2 separate regions of the Homo sapiens genome follow, and region 2 is linked to region 1. The links are chromatin contacts, found by Hi-C or POLR2A ChIA-PET in ENCODE. All regions are on one chromosome and are shown on one strand. The core of a region is the stretch at or near the end of the contact, and the rest is flanking DNA. Distances in the headings are between cores, read along the strand shown. Region 1 holds the start of VLDLR-AS1 (VLDLR antisense RNA 1). Region 2 holds the start of KDM4C (lysine demethylase 4C).

Region 1 (4,368 bases), core at 1,319-3,818:
GCTGCAGCTAAGTTCACTGAAAGTTTATTTATATCCCTTGGAGAATTAGAAAGTACTCACACACGTTTTTCAAAGTTAAGTCTTATTATACCATATCAATGTATAGCTTGTAGTATACCTGTATCTCTGAGTAAAGTATTAAAAACAAGTCATATGACTGTTTATTAATGCTGCCTCTTTTTGTATTGATTCCACCCATCCCTTCTACTCCTTTCCTCTTCTGTAAAGCAGTAGCTCATCAGATGGCATTTCAGAACCCTGAGAATATGAAAGACATCATGCACTAAGGTTTTCCTATCACATCTCAATGCCATTAGGTGAATAACACCGGCATGCATCTTCACTACTAAATGTCATACAAACAAATTTCAGTTGTTTCACATGCAACCTGTGTGGCTGCTGCAGTTTGTATCAACTATGTAACCACAGGGTGGGCAAAATAGCATTCAAAATGAGCTATAGTGCAAGATACCATCCATACGTAGAGTTAAGCCCTTTCATGCTTAGCAGTCACAATCAGGATATCTTTGGCCCACAGAAACCTATCCTGACTGGAATTTTCCTCTCCTGTGTGTCTCCTGGATATAGTAAGTTCCTAATAAACATCTCCTCTGATTGCTAGCCTTGACAAATTTCCAGGAGAACCAGGGCAAGGAGAAGACAGTGAGGCAGTGCCCGCTGCTCTTCAGATCACCAACAGAATAGAGTCAGAATATGATATTATTGAAACCTTCCAAGTTTGAATTAAGATAAAAACAACTTTTTCAAAATACCAAAAACCTTTTATTTAAGAAAGTGAAATCGCTCGATGTGCCCTCCCACTCTGGTTAGATGCTCAACAGACCACAGCAGACAATGCACCTCAACCAGGGCTAAGTGTGCAAGAAAACTGAAGTACACAAAAAGCAAATTATAGACTCAGGTACTGTCAGGCACAAAAGAAGAACCAACCCTTTCTAGGAGTCTTGTCTTTGCTTCCTTTATTCTTTCCTCGATTCTTGTAATTGAATGTTACAAAGTATATCAAGAGGAATAAACGTATGGGGCCCCTCTCTTCCAAACAAGAAAAGGTTAAGCTTTTAATTACAGGCCCTCAAACTATCATTTTGTGCAATTAGCAATTAACTATAATCGTTGATGAGCAAATGCAAAGCTGCGCTAGCAATTTCCCTTCTCCTCATCCCAGGCTGGGTTATTTCAGTCTTGTTCTATTACAGAGGACCAGCCACAACCGCGCGCACTCTCTTTCAAACATACACACTCTCTCACTTAAAGACACATTTAGTTTTCGGCAAAACGGCATCTCAGCGTGCGATTGAGACCGGCATCCCAAACCCCACTTTTGAGCAGCCCAAACGTTTGGAGCCCCTCCGCTTCATCACTTTCTGAGTGGATAGAGGAGGCCCGAAGAAGATGCTACCTACCAGCCTCTCTCAGGGGCGCAGGAGAGGGTGGTAGAGAGATGCTTGTTGCCCCTGGAAACTGCAAGTACCCCCCAGGTGCACGCCCCGTCAGTGGGGAGGCGGTGGCAACAGCAACGATAGTTGCATCAGCGCTAACTGCTGCTGCTGCTGCGTGTTCTGCCGGAGGCTGCCGGGAGGGTACAGTAATGACTGTAGGGAGCGCACAGCCGCTGCGGCGGCAGGTTCCCTGGATCAGGAAATTAGGACAGGCACCCGGGATTGGAGGCGAGGGCGGCGCGCGAGCCAACCAGCGGTCGCCCCGGGCCCCCGTGAGCCCCAGGCGAACGCGCGGAGCAGCCGGGCCCCTAGAGCGGTCCGGGTGGCGGCGGCGGCAGCCACGACCACGACCGCGGTCACTCACGCACGCTCACACTCGCACGCTCCCCGCGCGGGCACCCGGCTGCCCGGCGCGTGCAAGAGGAGCGCGTCGAGGGAAAGGAGGGCCGAAGCCGCCGCGCTCCCGCCCGCCCGCCGCGCCTCCCGTTGACCACGCCCCCTCCGGCCCCCTCCCCGCTGCTCACCCCGCTCTCCGGCCGCCGCCGGTGCGGGTGCTCCGCTACCGGCTCCTCTCCGTTCTGTGCTCTCTTCTGCTCTCGGCTCCCCACCCCCTCTCCCTTCCCTCCTCTCCCCTTGCCTCCCCTCCTCTGCAGCGCCTGCATTATTTTCTGCCCGCAGGCTCGGCTTGCACTGCTGCTGCAGCCCGGGGAGGTGGCTGGGTGGGTGGGGAGGAGACTGTGCAAGTTGTAGGGGAGGGGGTGCCCTCTTCTTCCCCGCTCCCTTCCCCCGCCAACTCCTTCCCCTCCTTCTCCCCCTTTCCCCTCCCCGCCCCCACCTTCTTCCTCCTTTCGGAAGGACTGGTAACTTGTCGTGCGGAGCGAACGGCGGCGGCGGCGGCGGCGGCGGCACCATCCAGGCGGGCACCATGGGCACGTCCGCGCTCTGGGCGCTCTGGCTGCTGCTCGCGCTGTGCTGGGCGCCCCGGGAGAGCGGCGCCACCGGAACCGGTGAGTGAGGACGCGCCCCTCCGCCGGCGGGCGGGACCCAGCCGGGGCACCGGGAGACCCCGAGGCGTAGGTCTCCGTTTGCCCACCCGCCTCCTAGGAGGCGCCTCTCGGTTCTCCTCGCCTTCCCTCCCTCCCCTCCGTGGTGGCGCCTCTGAGCTGTCAGCGCCGAGGCTAAAGGGAGCCGGGCTTGGGGAACAGCGGGGTTCGGGGTGCCCCGACGCCTCGCCTGAACTAGTCTTCTGCCCCTCACTCCGCCTCCCCCAGAGCCGCTGCTTCGCCTCGTTTCTCGCCCTCTTGACGGGCGCCGAGGTGCGTGGGCTTCTGAGCATTGAACAATGGTTCTGCCTCCTCTGCCAGGCGCAGTGTTGGGAAGGAGGCAGAGGGCCAAGACGTGTGCGGCAGCCTCGGGCGCACCCTCGAACCCCGGGGAGTGCGGGAGCGGACGGGGGGAGAAGGTGAGCGCCTCCGGGGACGCGGAGCGCCAGGGGCCGGCCGGGCTTCAGAGTCTTCCGGCGGCCGCGAGCTGGCGCACGTTCGGTGGGCGGCGGCCGGGAGGCTCCGCGGAGCCGAGGGCACCCGGACTGCGACTCCCCCGGCGCGGGGCCGCCTCTCCGGCGTGCGGGGTAGGGGAGCGGCGGGGCTTTACGCAGGACTCTGCTCTGGGCGCTTCTCCTCTCCCTTTTCCCCGCCTCGGGCGGCGTTTGGAAACCGCTCGGGTCTCCCGTGTAGCTGAACGCGGAGGGGGAGTGGAGGGGAGACTTAATCAGGTTAGTTTGCTGACCCTCCTTCCCGGTGACGTTTCCTCGAGAGGAATTGAGTCCTAGGCTAGTGACTGTAATTAGCCTTCATTCTACACAATAGCTCAAAGGAGCAGCGCGAGAGCGAGCGTGTGGCCCTGTCTTGTTGGGAAGGGCGGCGGTGACTACTGTCGGGTCCCCAGACTCTGCCGCGGGGGCCTGGGGGCCCCGCCTGGTCGTCAGCCACGTTCCCACTTGGGGCCTCGTAACTTTCCTGGACAGGCGACAGGAAGCCTTTCTGAGAGGACTCAGTCGGAATCCTAGCGCGTCCCCGAAGTGATCTTCAGATGTGACGCCGAGGGGCTTGCTTGCCAGCTGCAGGGAATTGGGACTGAAAGCCGCCCAGGCCCTTAACACCCGTTCCAGAGTCCCTGGCTCCCGTCGCCGGGTGGCTTCAGGGGCCCTGCCGGCCTGCAGTCACGTGCTCCTGAAGTGAGAGCGAACTTTAAAGCATGTGGTCAAGGAGCCTGTCGGGCAGCGCCTGGGGTTTTTACGTCTCCGAATGCCCCTGCCCTTTGGTTGCCACTGTCCGGAGCGTGTGAACTGGGACTGGCCTTTCCGCCCTCTGCGATTGGTTAGCGGTGCGATCACGTTTAGGTTGGTCACATGGTTCCGCGGACTCTTAAGTGGGCAGCATGGGCAGTGTTATTTTCAATGGAAAGTAGGAGACTCCACAGGCTCTTACGGGCTGTTCTCTCAAATGCCTTCCCCTGCCTGGACTCTTTGAAGAGGACGAATGTGTAGTGAACATGGAATCTGATGTGTAACAAGCCTGAGAGCCTAGAAAAGCTCTGCTTACAAGAGTTTCCAAACGCTAGCATTAATCATTAATAGATGAGTAATACTAACTTATTAAACGATTTCTCAGTATAGTGCCATGACTTGCATTATGCCTTTTGTAACATTTCAAAACGCTAAGGTATACCAGAAGGAGGGACAATTATCCAGGAAGGTGAGAGAAAAGTTTCGTTTTTGCTGCATGTCCCTTCCACTAGAGGTTAACTTTACCTTATAGAATGCTAGGAATGCACCTAAACTACTGACATGAGTTAGTCAAAGCCAGATGTTCACCTTGTATTGGGCAGGTGAGGATCCTTTTCACTT
Region 2 (4,368 bases), core at 1,172-3,671, 4.1 Mb after region 1:
AACAAACAAATAAATAAAATAAAATAAAAACAAGTATTGTCTCTGAGGTGATCTGATGATCTGTTCGTTAGTTCACATTACATATAAACTTCAAGGGGAATCTATGTATTGTTCATACAGCCTTCCATTAATATATTGCAATTGGGATTTAAACAATTGAATCTAAATAAAAAATTTACTATATGGCTAAAATGTTTTCACGATAATTCATAATATGGAGGTATTTTGATACATTAGGGACACAAGACTGCCCTCAGTGCCATGAGTCCAGTTGATTTTCTAGTAGGCTCTCTTCACTTTCCAAGACTGTGAAGCACTTAATGGATTCACATAGTGCTTTACAGCTTTTGAAGTGTTTTGACATTTTACATTATCTTCCTTAAAATTAAAAAGTGCTCAGTGAAGTTAGCAAGGTTCGTATATCCACTTCAGTTCTTCAGGTTAAAAAAAAGTCATACTCTAATTCACAATGGTAAAGAAATGTTATTTGTGCATCTGCAAATTCTGAAGAAAATGGATTTCAGGTTTCCAGATTTTTTATTCTGGTGCACAAGATTTCTAATATAGCATATGGCTTCCAAAAGACCCTAGCTGCTTGATTGTGGACATATTTCTTAACCGCTATGCTTCAGTTTCCACATCTGTAACAATGAGGTATTAATAGTACCTATTCATTGAATTATTATAAGTATTTATTAATACATGTGAAGCTCTGAAGACAGTGTGTAGCTCACATTACTGTTCTAAGTAAGTGTTAGGTTGCATATTTATTATTTTAGCATATCCAATTTACTTGTAAGGATGGTTGGGATCCTGACGTTACATGCACACATTTGGAAAATTCCCAGTTGAGTATACGTTAGCCAAGTTCAGAATTGTGTGTGGCCGGGTGAAGTGGCTCACGCCTGTAATCCCAGCACTTTGGGAGGCCGAGGCGGGCGGATCACCTGAGGTCAGGAGTTTGTGACCAGCCTGGCCAACATGGCGAAACCCTGTCTCTACTGAAAATACAAAAATTAGCTGGGCGTGGTGGCGGGCGACTGTAATCCCAGCTACTCGGGAGGCTGAGGCAGGAGAATCTCTCGAACCCGTGAGGCGGAGGTTGCAGTAAGCCGAGATAGCGCCATTGCACTCCAAACTGGGCGACACAGCAAGACTCCGTCTCAAAAAAGAGTGTGTCTGTGTGTGTAGCGGAACTTTGTTTTTAACAACTAAAGAAATATGGTGACCCAATAATCCCGTTAGCCTTAGCTCAATTAATCACATTCCATCTGTCCTCACAATGTTCACCCCAGTGAGAAACGAGTTCAAGCGCGTGGTAAGCGGTGTCGATATATTTTTAAAATTCTGTTATCAGTATAATGTAACAGAAAATTCAGCATATTAGCCCAACTTTGCTCACTGGTGTGAAGATATGCCCAATCTTTCTTAGCTAAGACGTTAGAGAAAACGCCACAAGGGACCCAGCTGGGAGCTCTGTAGGAAGTTTAAAAAAAAAATCATTCAGCTTTGCAAAACATCTGATGCTCAACCATCTGTCTTTGGCAGTACAGGGGCTTAAGGTCTGGTTGGTTCCTTCTGACACCTCGGAAGGCGGAGTTACAGAGGAAAAGCAACAAGTTGTAGGAAGTTAACTTATCTAGTCTCAGACGCTGGAGGCACCTGCATTTCTAGTCACTTCAGTTCTGGCCAAACTGTTATCAACTCTAGTTTCTGAGGGACCGCCAGCCCAGGATTCCTATTGGGGTCACCTTTGTGCCTCCCTATCTTAAGAGCACACTTGGGCGGGTCGGGGCGGGACGTGCTGGGTGTAGGTGACTCAACACCGGACAGTTTTGCTTCCAGAGGCTGACACGCTCCTGCGCGGTAGTTGTTAAAGGGTTGGGACACGAAGATACTCTTCGCCTATTCGGGATCTCCCATTGTGGGAAGGAGGCTCAGTGGTCCCGGCCACCGGGTGAAGGGAGAACGGGAACACAGCGCTGTCATCGCCGGAGAGCTGCGAGCCCCGACTTTCTCGCCAGGCTCTCCAGTACATTCCGAGGCTCCACCCCGGTAACGCCACGCTGACGTCCGCGCGTCGGAGGCCGCCATAGGTGCGCGTCGGCGCCCAGGAGGACGTGTGGCGCGTGGACTACATCAGGTCCAGCCCTGCGGGACCCCAGCCAGCGCTTCCGGGCAAGGTTCTGTGCACCTGTTTTCTCCTTCTACGCGAGTATCTTTCCCCTCCGGAAAGAATGGGATATGCCTGTGTCCAAAGGACAAGAAGATGCGCGCCAGCAAGCCTAAGTTAACCACAGCGCGGAAGTTGAGCCCAAAGCAAGAGCGTGCCGGGCACCTTTAAGCTGTTTGTAAGCCCACGTGACTCACCAAGTGCGGGCCCCAGCGGTCACGTGACGGCGCGCGCGCCCTCGCGCAGGGAGAGCCGGCGGTGCGCGCGCCTTCGCCGCTGCCTCCCACCCACCCCCTCGACGGGAGGGTGAGGCGCGGCGCAGTGATCGGGCGGCCGGGGTCCTGTGCGCGTGCGCAGCGAACAGCTGTCACCTAGTGCGGAACAAGTCTCCCAAATTTCCCAAATCTCCCTGGGCCGGAGGCCACTGTCTTCTCTTCCTCCTCCACCGAGTCGTGCTCTCGCCCCAACCCGCGCGCCAGGTAACCGCTTTTCCGGAGTCTGGGGGCCAGGGCGGGGGGAGGGTCCGGAGAGGTCTTCCCGGCACTGCCCCCCTCCGCGTGGGGCACGGGGGTGCGGGCGTCCGGGCGAGCGGCGACGCTGGGGCAGAGACGCTCCGTCCGTGACTGCAGCGACTGTCAAGCTGGGGAGGGAGCGGCCGGCCGCGGCCGCAGGGGAGGGATGCGGGGGCCGGTGACAGCCCGCTCCGGCCCTTACCGAGGTTCGGTACCCGCGCTCGCCGTTTTCCCGGGATCCGGAGTCGGGGTCGCCTCCTTGGGGCAGAGGAGCGCTCGGGCGGTCCTGGGATGCGGACCTCTTAACGCCGCCAGTCGGCTGTGGCGGACTCCAGGAAGGCCGGGCCTGGTGCACCCCTCGGGGCCCTCCCTTCCCTGGGAGTGTCACGACCCGCGGGGTGAGGGTGGGAGCTCCTCTCCTGACCACCCGTTGCAGGCAGTCATCCCGTCATTCGGGGTCGTCTTCAGCCCTCGCGGCTGTCCTTTTGGTGTTTCTTTCCCCCGGCATGGGGCCATTTCTTCCTGCAGTGCCTGGAGGAACCATGATGCGGTGTAGACGGCGGGTGCTTAAATAAATGCGAGTTGGATTAGGGCGCGTGGACTGCCAGGCACAGAACGTGGCGTGGAGTGGGGACGTGGAGGAGGGAGCCAGACAGGCCGGGGCTGTAGGCAGGAGCTTGGGGTTTTCCTCTGTGCTCCGCCAGTAAAGCCAGCAGCCGGGATTCAGATGCTTTCCGCGTGGACTTGATGCTGGGCTCCCCCTTTGCTGCGCGGTGCAAGCCTGCGCTGGCTGGCTCTGATTGTGGGCAATACTACCGGGAGGGGTTTTGTCAGGTTCCTTCTTCCGGAAGAGACAAGGTAAACTTTTTTTTGCGCTTGATAAACTAACCCCGAGAGGTGATTTATAAAGCACTGTTCGGAAATGTAGGTTAGAAAAGCAGAGTCACTTTTATCCTGGTGAAAGTTACTAGTAGGTTCCGGCCACTTAGGTTCACACTAAACTCTGCCCTATTTTCACCCATTTCAGTTTGCGGTATTTAAAAAAATGTCTAAATTCCGGGCAGCTTGGCTTTACTGTTTCTATGGCAACGGTGACTAATATTCTCATTTCGAAGTGTTGTGGTTGAAAACTAGTGGTTTTAATTTTTAAAGGTCCATTTTTTATTAGGAAGCAGTCGGCTCTGCTTTGCGATTATCGCTTGCTTTCTTACCTTGCTGGCCTCCGCGCAACCCGCCCATAGTTTGTTTTGGAACGGATTACACGGTTGTTCGGGTTTTTTAGGTGCTTTTTCTCCCAATTTCAGTGTTATGAAAAGTTTTCACATAAGCTTTACAGTATCCCGCAAACTTGGTAATACAGTACAATTTAAACCGAAGACTTATTTCTTTTTATTAACAGACTTTAGTCAGTTGCTTTTCTAAAGTTGAAAATCAGACCCGGCGCCGTGGCTCCTGCCTGTAATCCCAACACTTTGGGAGGCCGAGGCGGGTGTATCACCTGAGGTCAGGAGTTCAAGACCAGCCTGGCCAAAATGGCGAAACCTCGTCTGTACCAAAAATTCAAAAATTAGCCAGGCATGGTGGCAGGCGCCTGTAATCCCAGCTGAGGCAAGAGAATCACTTGAATCCTGGAAGTGGAGGTTGCCGTGAGCCGAGATGGCACCACTGCACTCCAGCGTGGGT

Evidence for each region. A loop is a pair of places that touch in the nucleus more often than their neighbours do. ChIA-PET counts read pairs that join two places held with the same protein, here RNA polymerase II (POLR2A). Pooled maps may share reads with other maps.
Region 2: a pooled map shows a loop between it and region 1 (7-fold over the local background). The contact joins the promoter of KDM4C here to the promoter of VLDLR-AS1 in region 1. A Hi-C loop is called at or near these places in 6 of 50 pooled maps. POLR2A ChIA-PET finds 5 or more read pairs at or near these places in 2 of 52 experiments (GM10248 and GM12878).

Annotation. Positions count from the first base shown.
Region 1 is chr9:2,619,805-2,624,172 of GRCh38, forward strand. It overlaps VLDLR-AS1 (VLDLR antisense RNA 1), which reads right to left and starts at 2,569. Exons shown (of 4, transcript NR_015375.2): 1 at 2,296-2,569. It overlaps VLDLR (very low density lipoprotein receptor), which reads left to right and starts at 1,983. Exons shown (of 19, transcript NM_003383.5): 1 at 1,983-2,467. The coding sequence starts at 2,386. RefSeq lists an enhancer at 1,525-1,819 and silencers at 1,698-1,777, 2,388-2,657, 2,928-3,017, 3,028-3,117.
Region 2 is chr9:6,755,552-6,759,919 of GRCh38, forward strand. It overlaps KDM4C (lysine demethylase 4C), which reads left to right and starts at 2,422. Exons shown (of 22, transcript NM_015061.6): 1 at 2,422-2,652. RefSeq lists enhancers at 513-1,224, 1,956-2,315, 3,516-3,735 and silencers at 2,356-2,595, 2,686-2,855.